Regions from separate parts of the Homo sapiens genome. Here all the other regions are linked to region 2. Evidence: chromatin contacts called from ENCODE Hi-C or POLR2A ChIA-PET data. All regions are on one chromosome and are shown on one strand. The core of a region is the stretch at or near the end of the contact, and the rest is flanking DNA. Distances in the headings are between cores, read along the strand shown. Region 1 has its middle 31 kb from the start of LPP-AS2. Region 2 has its middle 40 kb from the start of LINC01991. Region 3 has its middle 55 kb from the start of BCL6.

Evidence for each region. Hi-C counts contacts between places; a loop is a spot of excess contacts on that map. ChIA-PET counts read pairs that join two places held with the same protein, here RNA polymerase II (POLR2A). Pooled maps may share reads with other maps.
Region 1: a loop to region 2 is called in a pooled map, with 1.8 times the contacts of the local background. The contact joins two enhancer-like sites. A Hi-C loop is called at or near these places in 7 of 50 pooled maps. POLR2A ChIA-PET finds 5 or more read pairs at or near these places in 2 of 52 experiments (OCI-LY7 and activated T-cell).
Region 3: a loop to region 2 is called in a map with no recorded cell type, with 6 times the contacts of the local background. The contact joins two enhancer-like sites. A Hi-C loop is called at or near these places in 16 of 37 single-sample maps with no recorded cell type and 8 of 50 pooled maps. POLR2A ChIA-PET finds 5 or more read pairs at or near these places in 6 of 52 experiments (T-cell, activated CD4-positive, alpha-beta T cell, activated CD4-positive, alpha-beta memory T cell and 2 more).

Annotation. Positions count from the first base shown.
Region 1 is chr3:188,121,378-188,125,736 of GRCh38, forward strand. No RefSeq gene overlaps it. Among named protein-coding and RNA genes, the nearest start is that of LPP-AS2, 31 kb to the right of the region's middle. Within about 2 kb of position 1,939, at least 3 of the 41 ENCODE cell types and tissues checked have a DNase peak (open chromatin) inside an H3K27ac peak, as active enhancers do.
Region 2 is chr3:187,934,144-187,938,256 of GRCh38, forward strand. No RefSeq gene overlaps it. Among named protein-coding and RNA genes, the nearest start is that of LINC01991, 40 kb to the right of the region's middle. Within about 2 kb of position 1,873, at least 2 of the 41 ENCODE cell types and tissues checked have a DNase peak (open chromatin) inside an H3K27ac peak, as active enhancers do.
Region 3 is chr3:187,797,827-187,802,333 of GRCh38, forward strand. No RefSeq gene overlaps it. Among named protein-coding and RNA genes, the nearest start is that of BCL6, 55 kb to the left of the region's middle. Within about 2 kb of position 2,330, at least 3 of the 41 ENCODE cell types and tissues checked have a DNase peak (open chromatin) inside an H3K27ac peak, as active enhancers do.

The DNA.
Region 1 (4,359 bases), core at 689-3,188, 190 kb after region 2:
TTTTGTTTGTTTGTTTTTTTGAGACAGTCTTGCTCTATTGCCCAGGCTGGAGTGCAGTGGCACGATCTCAGCTCACTGCAACCTCCGCCTCCTGGGTTCAAGCAATTCTCATGCCTCAGCCTCCCACAAGTAGCTGGGATTACAGGCATGTTCCACCACATCTGACTATGTTTTTTATTTTTAGTAGAGATGGGGTTTCACCATGTTGGCCAGGCTGGTCAAGAACTCCTGGCCTCAAGTTATCCTCCCACCTTGGCATCCCAAAGTTCTGGGATTACAGGTGCGAGCCACTGTGCCTGGCCTCTAACTCTAATTTTTAATGGTGTTTATAATTTAAGTCACAGATTTAACTGTCTGTTTCCCTGTCTATAATGTGGCCAGGTTGGGCCAAATGACCTCTAAGTGGTCTTTGAGTTGGCTCTAAGCTCTAGAAATCTGTAATTCTACGACTAAATCAAGGCTCACTAAACACATGTAAAAGGAGAAAGGCTGCGGTTCCCCAAAGCATACAGGATATCAGGTTGCTCCCAATGTGCTAGCTAAGGCTAAAGTATGAGGTTCTCCAGTGCAGGTCACAGGGCAAACAGGTGAAGCTCTCAGTCACTTGGGTGCAGAGTGGCAGCTTCCCACACCTGAGGCCATTCTATCCCACTACTCCTGCCTTCAGCCCTGCTGTTTCAGCAGCCCTAATCATCAGAAGGTTGCATGGGCCCAGGTTGCACAACTCAGGGTCCCTTCTAAGACCTCTGAAGTCACCCACCCCAAATTCTTCCCCATCCATTCCTAGTACATAGTTTTCCAAAATCTCCCTATAGGTAGCCTGTTTCATCTTTCGGGGACTTTGATGATTAAGAAATATTTTGGGTCAAGGTGTGGGCCAAGGTATGTCTCCCTGTAACTTTTACCATTGGTCAAGTTCTGTCCTCTGAGGCCTCCTGTGACAAGTCTGCCCTCTCTTCCCTGTGGAAACCCACCAGGCCTTCGGTGACAACAGGCAAGGCCTTATGAAGTCTTCTTCTGGGTAAGGAACTCTGTTTTTTCTGATGGCATGGTTTTCGGCTATCTTACTCTCCTGGCCTGTAAATTCTCCACATTGCCAAACACGACATGAGACTTGGGGGATAAAAGATGTAGGTTTGAGTAGTGTGTCCACCAATGGGCTCTATTGCATAACACAGCTAAATTGAAGTTTTTATTTAGGGCGGATAAAATGTTGAATATAAACTTATAAATAATGAAGTGCTGCATAAAGGATTGTTATTACTACTACAGCTACTCTATATTGCTACTAAAAATAACAATTACCCCTACTAAATCAAGAACACAATGCAGCTGTCTTCTGAAACTACAGAATAGGAAAGAGAGCTGTCTTTTGCTTCGTCATTATATTCCTATGCCTTCAGCCTAACACCACTGTCGCTGTTTTGGTAAGCTGTATCTCAGAGTTGGCTCAGCCAGAGCTTACAGGCAACCAAATATTGAAGCTGCAGTTGTATTACACATGCTGCTGTCGGCCTAGGTTTTCCCAGTTCTTGTTATTGTAAAGTTAAGGGATTTACATTTGTCTCTGACATTTCATCATGTTTGTTTCACCCTGTTCAGATACTTTTGGACTATGATTCAGCCATGAAAAACAGTGCTTTCCAATTTTGGCTTCATGTCAGAATCATCTTGGAAAATTTTCTTAGCATAAATATTCCTCCTGAACCCTAGTCTCAAGATTTTAATTAATTTATTGTAGGGTGGGACTCAGGAAGCCATACCTAAAACAAGCATTTTAGGTGGTTCTTATCAGTGAAAGCATGAGGTTCCATCAGCCTGCATTTGGAAATCCAGCGTATACCACAGCCTACTCTGCTCAGTGTCACCTGAGCACTGGATAAACATGGCTTTTCTTTTAGGAAATCTTCTAAAGGGTAAGAAAATATCTACATCAAAGGTCAGGTGAAGACTGTCACAATGTTTGCATTCTGTTAATGTTGTACTTTCACAAGTCATTTCCTTCCTCATTCTCTAAAACAACGTAGATACAGCAACCTACAGATGAGCAGGACATAGACACAATGCTCCCATATGCCACTTTCTTTCCCACCAGGCAAGGTCGTGCCTTCTCATATCAGAAGTGTGCAATCCGGCCAAAAAGAGCATCCAGACTTAGAGTCCAGAGAAATTGACTGAGTAGGCATGTAAGTTGAAACCAATTTACCATTCCCTATTTTACCAACATTTCATCATTTCATTTTACTGGGAAGCCCCAGAGAGGTGCATTTACTTGCCAAGTTCACACAGTTTCGTCTAAAGTGATACGGGAAGATTCTTTCTGGACTTGAAGGAGCCCTATGTCTTCTTTACTGACTTTGATGATTCATTCATTCAGCACACACATACAGAGAATTCTCTGTGTACTAGGGAAGCATTATGTGTGGGATGGAGTAGAAAGAAATGAGACATAGTCCTTTTTCCTTTATCTCATTCTTGAAGTCCAGTAAGACAAGACCTATACAAAAATAACTGCCCAAGGTGGGCAAGAATGAATGCCATAAAAGGTCAAGAAAAGGAAGAATCACATTTTCTTCCTTCTAAGGAAAAGAGTTCTTTTGATCTTTCAGTTAAAAAAAAACAAAACACTAATTTCTCATTAAAAAATATGCTGCATTAAATCCATAATTATGTCCATGTGATCCCTTCAATGTCATCTCCTACATGGTACAGACCCTGCCATTTTTTAAATTATTTCAATAACACTTAGCATAATACAATGCACACCAAGGACTCACCTCTACCTTCAGTCTAAATCTTTTTATTCTTAAGTCCTGGGCATTAGCACAATTTTGTTACTAAAGACCTTTGAAAATGTCTTAGCTCTGTGACTACTGAATTTCTTCATATGGATCTACTTTAAAAGGCTTTCCCCACATTACTAAGGCTGTGGTCTAGTTCTTATATACCACTTGAACAAGAGCCTTCTTGTTACATAAATCCAGAGATCATTCCTCTAAGCCCCTGACTCATTGTTCTCACAGCTAGGCATTTCTGAAAACAAGATGCCATTTTGTTTCTAGGGTCAGAGCTCAAATCTTTATTGCCTCTGGTGAGATGATATTCTGTTCGCTTTCCTCCATTTAAGTATATAACATACCCTAAAGTATGTGCTAATTAATACATCTGTTTGTCTTACAAAGCAGTCGAAAAGCATGTATTTAAACTGTGATTCACATTTTCCCTTTCAGCCCGTCTGCAGATTTTTGTGCATGAGGAGCCTGATTACATTACTATTTTAAAAAGCCAATTAAAAAGTTCACTAAGTGACACTGGTGTGTTTTAGTGCAGGTAATAGAAGCATAAAGCTCTATGTGGCATTAACAAGCTGAAAGATACAACTGGATTTGATGGCAGAATTCATTTCTTCATCTTTCCAAAACAGTCTTCTGGAAAACAACTATGTATCTGTCCCAGAGGCAGGCCATGGGCACGTAGTCTGCACAGGCACTTTTAGGTTACAAAACAGTGAGCCATCTGTGGATGCACTCAGAGGGTTCACTGGCAAAGTCTTTATGGCTACTCCTTTAGAAAAAGAAGGGCTGGGTTGGGCGTGGTGGCTCATGCCTGTAATCCCAGCATGTTGGGAGGCTGAGGTGGACAGATCACAAGGTCAGGAGATCGAGACCATCCTGGCCAACATGGTGAAATCCCGTCTCTACTAAAATACAAAAAATTATCCAGGTGTGGCGGTGTGCGCCTGTAGTCCCAGCTCCTCAGGAGCTGAGGCAGGGGAATCACTTGAACCCAGGAGGCAGAAATTGCAGTGAGCTGAGATTGTGCCACTGCACTCCAGCCTGGTGACAGAGCAAGACTCCTGACCTGTACATTTGCCCAGTCTGAAACACATGACCTGAGGTTGGCCAATCCTGTACTTCCTCCTAGGACTTTGATTCTTTAGAAAATGAGGTGCAGATGGAGGAAACATTTGCAGTTAAAGCAGATCAGAGCACTAACACATGGGCCAGATTGTTCCTGATACATGACATTGACTATAGATCCTGTCTCCTACCCCAGCTCATGCTTTTAGTCTCCTAAGTCCGTTCTAAGATCATCACTTCACTATACAGATGCTCCTTGACTTACAATGGGTTTACATCCTGATAAACCCATCATAAGTTGAAAATGTCCTATGTCAAAAATGCATTTAATACATCAAACCCACCGAACATCTCAGGATAGTCTAGCCTACCTTAAGCACACTGATTACACTGACATCAGCATACAGTTTGGCAAAATCATCTGGCAACACTGCACACCATAAAGTATGAGTTTTTTTAGCTTCGTGATTGGGTGGCTGACTGGGAGCTGGGGCTGGTT
Region 2 (4,113 bases), core at 623-3,122:
ACAAACATAGAAATCAATCACTCTCTCTTGAAAAACAGATTTTAAAAAACAAATAACTCGGCCGGGCGCGGTGGCTCACACCTGTAATCCCAGCACTTTGGGATGCCGAGGTGGGCGAATCATGAGGTCAGGAGATCGAGACTATCCTGACTAACATGGTGAAACCCCATCTCTACTAAAAAATACAAAAAAGTTAGCTGGGCGTGGTGTTGGGCGCCTGTAGTCCCAGCTACTGGGGAGGCTGAGGCAGGAGAATGGCATGAACCCAGGAGGCGGAGCTTGCAGTGAGCTGAGATTGCGCCACTGCACTCCAGCCTGGGGGACAGAGCGAGACTCCATCTCAAAAAAAATGAATAAATAAAAATAAAATAAATAAATAATTCTAGACCCTCATTCAGTAAAAAGTCTTTACTTGGACCCCCCGGTGGCCTGCTTTGGCTCTCTCACCTTGAATTTCCCTTCATTTGACACCAACATGTGTGTTTAGGGAAAAGGAAAAGCTAACAGCACTTAACCTCTGTGTTCCTTGAGGGGTCAATTTTTCTGATGTTAATCCTGTCCAATTTGGGTGATTTTAAAAAGTACAAAGAAAGACATTTAAGCCATGCAAATTCCTCCTCCCAGAGATTGCCAGTAGTTAACATTTTGGTGAATATCCATCATCTTTTTAAAATCTTTTTTCTAAAGCTTATAAATAAATTTTTAATGGATTTGCACTGAAAAACTGCTTAGTAATTTGTTTTTGTTGCTTAATAATAAATCACAAATATCTAATTAGGTCGCAAGTTGATCAAGTGGGAGAATGAGCATATTTTAACAATGTTTGATCAGTTGAGTAACACACAGGTGATGAGATTCCCAAACATTGCTTTCCATTGACTGTTTTAAGGACCCAGAGAAGCCATATTACCAGTCCTTGCCCGGGCTCTTCCGCTTCTAACATGACCATGGCTGCAACATGGTTAAGGTATCAGTAATTATAATAGCTCGGAATAACAGCTTACATTTTGCTAACCTCTCTTATAACACACACACACACACACACACACACACACACAGAGTAACATGTCAACCATTGTGATCAATAGGCAGAGAAGGAAACCTCACATATCTCATGTTCCTTGCACAACCCTGGAAGAGAAGCAGGTTCATGTCATTATTTTAAAGATGAAAAACTTGAGGATCAGGGAGATCATGTGACAGGCCTGCCTTTTGGGTTTTTGTTTCTTTGTTTGTTTGTTCTTTTAGTAACATCTTTAGAAAGAAAATAAAGAAAAATGAACCAAAGTTCAAAGAGGAGTTCTTATGATTGGAGATTAGAAAAAGATTTTACTCATTCATACTAGAGAGACTAACACATTCTTGGTCTTTCATTCCAGACCACTCTTTATACCTACCACACTGCTTCCTGACTTAAAACACCTTTGAAAGTTTTGGTGATTTTAGCTAATTTAATAGAACATTTTATGATATATACATATAAACATGCTGCGTTCTTTCCTGCCCCACCTCTAGCAGCAATGAGTGCTGACGGTGCATTCTGCGGCCTCCACGGATGGGCTGACTGCCTGTCACGTCTGTGAACAAGGTTTAATTTGATTAACGTGGGCTACCAGTCAGGACGACCTCCCCTGCTCAGCGACGCAAGGGCTGCTGGGTATGGCTGGCTGGAGGGCCAGAGAGCAGTTGTGATTCATTTCTGCCCCAGGCACCCACCTGGCGGGCCTGGTGCAAGTGCCGTGGGATCAGGGGAAAGTGAGAGGCCTGGCAGGCGCCTTGGCTGTGAGCTGAGCTTCGGGAGTAATAGTGAGAAGAGGGATGAGGGCAGCAGCTGCTGAGGTTGATATTTATATAATGACTCTCTGTGTTTTGAGGCAGGAAGTGAAACTGAGGTTGTGCTGAGACACTTTCCTTCCCCCATACCACTGCCCACGGCGGCTCCGGTGGGTGACCCAGGGAGAGCCACAGCAGATGCAGAGCAGGCTCCAGCCCCTTACTGGGGTGTCGGAGCTAAGGCTCTGTAGGGTCCAAGAGGCTCCCCTCCCTCTCCGTATGATTGTCCCTCCTTTCTCTCCACTTAGTTCTGCCTTATGGTGGAGACAGCATTGCTGCACCCCTGCAGCTTTGTAGGATTGCCATAATGGACTGTGGGACAATATCTACAAAACACAAGGCCAATCACGCATCTCTGGAGAATTAGCATTAAAACTCTTTATTACTTTCCTATGACCACTTCCAACACCACCACCACTGGTTTTTGTGGATTGTTTTTCCCTGACTTCTATACCTGCCTCAAGCCAACTTTCTGCCTGGTTTTTCTTCCTTCCTTCCAAGCATTAATACCTTTTGGAACCACCTCAGACCTCACAGTAAATGTCCCCTTCAGTGCTTTCCTTTCCTCTTGCTTAAGCCCAAGTTTAGGAATTCCATTCTTTCCTGTCTAAAACAAAAAGGCATTTTAATATAGATGATGTTCCATCCAGAGAGGCCTTCCTATTCTGCTTCTCACTCTAGTGTTGGGAGATTATTTGAAACATGGAGTGTTCACAGCTGAAAAGGACTTAAAAACTGTCTAGCCTCTGCTTCTCAATGACTGAAGGAGAAGCAAAGACCGTGTTAGAACTGAGGATCCCAAGGCCCTACTTCAGACCTGCTGAATCAGAATCAGCATTTTAACAAGATCTCCAGATGATTCACATGGACATTACACTTTGAGAGGCACTGTCTTATCCCAAGATGCTTATTAACAGGTGGAAGAAATAAAGGCCCAAAGAGGAAAACAAACAAGCACAAGGTCATCAGCAAGAGAATGCCACTAAAATAGAAGTTAGAAGTCTGTTTAGTTCAAGTCCCTTCCCTCTGCATGAGGCCTTAATAAAGACATAGTTCCAATGCCAGCACTGTGAAACAAGCAAAGCAATCTCTCCTCCCTCTTTATTTTTACTCTAAACTTCATCTATGGGTATGTTTTCAATTTATTTTACAAATAGAAAGTCAATACTAATGATTTCACAGCACTGCTTTCGAGCTCTTGTCCGTCTAGGTTGCCATGCTAGTTGCTGAATTCCATAGTCCACTGTACTTGATCAAGTATACTTTCCCCACAGTTTATTTGAAGTGAAGCTTCTGAGTGCTGGCAAGAAAAGAAAGATGTGCTGGGTGTGGTGGCTCATGCCTGTAATCCCAGCACTTTGGGAGGCCGAGGCCGGCCAATCACCTGAGGTTGGAAGTTCGAGACCAGCCTGACCAACATGGAGAAACCTCGTCTCTACTAAATATACAAACTTGGCCGGGCGTGGTGGTACATTCCTGTAACCGCAGCTACTAGAAAGGCTGAAGCAGGAGAATCGCTTGAACCTGGGAGGCAGAGTTTGCAGTGAGCCGAGATCATGCTGTTGCACTCCAGCCTGGGCAACAAGCACAAAACTCCATCTCAAAAAAAAAAAAAAAAAAAAAAAAAAGAAAGAAAGAAAGAAAAAGAAAAGAAAGATATGTTGTCAGCTGTTACAGCTGGCCCTAGTTTTGCCCACCAGAGACCTTGCCAGGAAGAACTATGAATGACAGCACATTTTAGAATCACAAAATGACAAAACTGGAAGGAACCATAGAGATCATTTTATCCAACCCCTTCGAGTCTCAGATGGCAATGATGAGCTACAGAGGGAAATGACTTACTCAAGTTCATCCAAGTTAGATGCAGATTTGGGGCAAGGATTCAAATTGCTGGCCTATCGGGTCAGGGCTCCATGCTGCGTACTGCCACCCCCCTCCACACACACACTAAATGGAATGAACAAACTAAGTAAACAAATCACCTGGACTGATGACATTCACTCCAGAATTCTGGAATAAGTCATGTATAAAACTGTGGAGCCATCGTCCAGAATGCACAGCCTGTCATTACTACTAAACCAGAGGGAGCATCACATTGCCAATAGGATTTCCACCCTAATATGAAGAGCTACCTGGGAATTACAAGCTAGTAAATATCATTGCCATGTCTGGAATTCATAACAAAGAGTGGGATCATGGAAGTGTAACAAACAACTTGTTATGGAAAAAACAACGGAAGGATTTTAACAAACCAATGTTCTTTAAGAGTCTAGAACTAGG
Region 3 (4,507 bases), core at 1,080-3,579, 140 kb before region 2:
CTCAGCCTCCTGTGTAGCTGGGATTACAAGCATGTACCACTGCACCTAGCTAATATTTTTGTATTTTGAGTAGAGACGAGGTATCACCATGTTGGCCATGCTGGTCTTGAACTCCTGATATCAAGTGATCCGCCTTCCTTGGCCTCCCAAAGTGCTGGGATTACAGGCATGAGCCACTGCGTCCAGCCCGATACCTACTCTATCTCTGTTGATCCTCGCCCTTCCATGCCCACTCCACTGCACTTCTTCCAGACTTAACAGTTCTCACTTGAGCTATTGCAAAAAATTCCTAAGAGGTCTCCTAGCCTTAACACTCTTTGTTTCCTATCCACTATACTTACTATGTCTGAAGTTATCTACAATTTCTTATTTTTATCCACATTTTCTGAAGTTTTGTTGAATGACAGGCACTGTGCTGGGCTCTTAAGGAGCTCAGAGTCAAGAGAGGAAGACAGGCATTAATAGACGAGCACAAGATGGTGGAGGAATGATCAGGGTGTTAGGTTTCCTCTTTTCTTCTCTTAAAGCCTTGCTCCTTAATGGTTTCCTCTTTCAGGCTTTTAGTGTCTCACTCATCACATCCTCTTACAGTTTGTTCTCTACCTTGTTCTTGACCAGATGGAGCAACTTGATAGCAGGAATCTCATCAATTCAAGCCATCCTTGTACTCAGAAACATGAGTGCCTCCCTTTTGCTCTCAGAGGGAAGTCCAAACATTGCACTGGGCATTTCAAACCCTTAAAAATTTGATGCTGTTTTCCAATTAACTCTGCTAATAATCCCATACTGAATTCCACCCGTATCTCAAACCCTCTTCTCTCACACCTATTCTACCTCTAAAATCTCACCCTTCAGCGACACAAAGGCTTAGCCACACCCAGTGCTCTCACATTCACTGCCTTTTGTGGGGTAAGCCATTTCCTCTTCTGGGCATGCCCAATACACTTTTTTCCCCTCCTCCTCTGCCTGAAAGACTTGCCTCAAAGATCCTATCCTCTTTTCGTGCTCTAGCTTAAATTCTATCCTTTCTAAGAACCTTTGCCGATAATCAGCTCCACCATGCAGAACTAATGTTCATCTGCTCCTCAATACTTTTTATAATAAATGTTCTAACATTCTCCCTCCACACCTCCCTGCAAGTTGAGGGAGCCAGCTCTGGCCTTGGCCAGCCCAGAAAGGGTCTCCCACAGTGCAGTGGCGGGCTAAAGGGCTCCTCAAGTGCCGCCAAAGTGGGAGCCCAGGCAGAGGAGGCGCCGAGAGTGAGCGAGGGCTGTGAGGGCTGCCAGCGCGCTGTCACCTCTCAACATGTCGTGGTCTATCTTTTGCAGAGGTTTTGTGAACGTTTCTACTTGCTATATTATGAGCTCTGTGGGAGAAGTGCCCATGTCACTTGAATTTTTGGATCCTCTGCAGCACAGAGAGCTTAGTGCCTGACACTTAGGCTAACTCTGTACTGAGCAATTGCCATATGCCAGGTACTGCACAGGCTGTGCGATACTTCATCCTCACAACGGATGATGAAACTGGGCTCAGAGAGTCTAAGTAAACTACTCAAGGCACCAGCAGGTGATACAATCTAGTTTTAAACAAGGGTGCCTCTTAATGAACAGCCTACACCACTTTCCCACAAGGGGCCACAATGCATGCTGAATGGTTTTGTAACCATTTGGAGAAGAGGTTGAAGATGTACTGAACAAGCATTTTCTGATTACCTAGGGAGATTTCTAAAGGTTTTTTTTTTGAGAGTTGGCGTTTGCTTTTATCCCCAAAAACTGAATAGGAATTTGACCAAGAAAAAAAGGTAAGGATATTCTAGTAAGAGAATAAAATTTGAGCTCAGTCTTCCATAGAGTGTAAGGGATTTTTTTTTAAGGGGTAGATGAGAACTATTTACTGATTAATTTCCCCAGTCAGACTGTCAGCAATAGAGGGAAGAAAGCATCTGGGTCTTGCTCAGGGCTGTTTCTCTGTTGCCTATGGCAGAGCCTAATACAGAGCACATGTTGGATAAATATTTTGTCAAAATTAACCTATTCAATAAATACTATCTAAGCAATTCTTGCATGCATATCTTTTAAATTCACTCTTGGCCTGGAATGCTAAACCCTAATTGTCTTAATGAAGGCTTTAAAAGCCCAAACCAAAACTTTTAGACCCTGAAAGTGAAACCTCCAGTCCCTAGAAAGTTCACTGACCAACCCAGTTTCACTGACTGGCTGAGTGAAAAACAAACATTAAACCAACAGAACAAGCTATGAAAATCAAATAAGAAAAAAAAGAAAAAGATTGAAGTTCCAAGAAACTTAGATATTTTCAGTAATGTGCCTTCTGCAAGGAAACTTGAGGGCTTCAATGACGTCAGTTTCATTTCCAGTAGAGAGCTTTTACCTTTTATCTCTTCAAAAAGAGACTAAAAGCCCCTCTGTCCAGCAGCTAGCTGTGTCGTGGGTGTGGGTCTAAAGACATCAAGGGAACTGAGGCAGAATCAACGAGGTTCTTCTCACATTGCATTGGGTTTTTTCACATGTCTTCGTATTTTTTTTTTTCACATCTCCTCATTTTTGTGTGAGAATAAGCTGTAAGCAAGTCTGTGTCAGTGAGCATATTCAGATCACAACATTTATTGAATCAGTGAGTCAGAAAATGGCTCAAAGCTTAGCATGATGAAGTAGAAAATGCATTCTCCTTAGGGCAGGAGAATGGGCCTGTTCTTTCTCCATCATTTATTAGCTGGGTGACCTTGAACAGTCACCTCTTTTCTCTGGGCCTCAGTTTCCCCTTCCAGCTATGACATATTTAGCAGATCCTCCTTATGATAGGAGAAAAATATGCTTGCAAAACATCTATAGTCGGTTTTAGAAATGAGACATTATGAAAAGCTTTCTAAGTGCATGGTGATCTGGGAATTGGAGGTAGGGTTTTTGTTTTGTTTTGTTTTTTGTTTTTCCTCCAACACAGTTTCCCCACCTTGGCACTCTAGACATTTTGGCCTGAATAATTCTTTGTTATTGGGGGTGGGGGTGGTGGCTGCCTTGTGCATTGTAGGATGTTTTGTAAAATCTCTAACCTTTAGTCACTAAATACTAGGGACACCCACTCCCTTCTGTCCAGTTGTGACAACACAAAATGTCTCCAGACATTGTTAAATGTCCACCAGGGGCAAAATTGCCCCCAGTTGAGAAACAGCACCTCTGTTGCATTTTCAACTAAAATTGATGGATTCCTTAAAAGAATGTAGCTGAGACTGGACTTCAGAAGGTATAGTAACCAAACAAAGAGGCTCCCTCCATTTCTGTTGACCTAAAGATGTGGTGTCCCTGGGCGCTCAAGAAAGTTAGAAGTGCATGAAGTCTGGAGGCAGGAAACCACCATCTGAGTTCCTGCATTATCTTTGACGGCCTGTGTGAACTTCATCATGTTGCTTGACCTCTCTGAGCCTCAGGGACCCCATGAATCCAGAGGAAGTAATTCCTCTCCTCCATGAGCCTTCTTTGTGCCATATCCCCTCTTGCACACACACATCACCACAAGGTTGTTAGGAGACCAAAAGTAATTTACGTGAAAGACACTGTAAGCTAAAAGGCACAGAACAAACATGTGGTATCGCTCTGAAGATTTTTCTTTTTCCTGAGAGACCAAAGAAAAGGAACTTTTATTCCAGGATAATTTTTCTGTCAGTCGTGGTGATGGTGACATCGCAGATGCCACCACAGCAGTATTCAAAACAAACAAGGGAGAACATTCTCAGGGAATACGACCATGACACCAGCTGCAAGACTTGATTCCCCTGGGCTATGAGTTAACTTGCATTTCTCCAGTAAGAATGAGTCTCCTCTAAAGAAGGCATCATGGTGTTAAGCAAAGGCAAGACTGTTTTATTTGGCTTTCCACATACCTGGAAGTATATTGGCCCGCTGCTGCCTCTCTTCAGCAAGGCCATCAACCTGGAAGACATCTAAGTGGCTCATGTCTTCAGCAGCTGAGAACTTTAGAACTAAGAGGGGCTTCTGAATGCTGGTGGTTTCCTCAGAGAGGAAGTCAAGGAGCTCTGGTCACAGTCAGACCTAGGGTGAGTGGCCCTCCCAATGCCTCAAGCCAGGCCAAATCAGGCTGGGTCCTCCAGTTTGAAACCCACTCTTGAGTTCTGAGAGTGTTCACATCTAGAGTAACAGCCTGGAAATCAGACTAGATACCAGGTCAGCAGGCTACTGACTATCCAGGAAGCTCAGAAACAAACTAGAATTTTAGATAAGAAAACTCTAGGGTCCAAGTGTCAGGTTTAAGTTAGAAGGAGTAGTATAATTTACACTTGTAAAAGTGGTTTATGGACGACTTTTTCATCCTTTGAGGGTACTATACTATAGCAATCAACGGCTTTCCTTCTGAGCCCTGGATGTATCTCCTGGCCCTGCTCCTGCTAGCTATGTGACTGTGGGCACCCAGTGGGTGTGAAGTAAATATTAGCTGTGCTATTGGGTGCACCGCTTGATCCTCACAGCAACCTCTG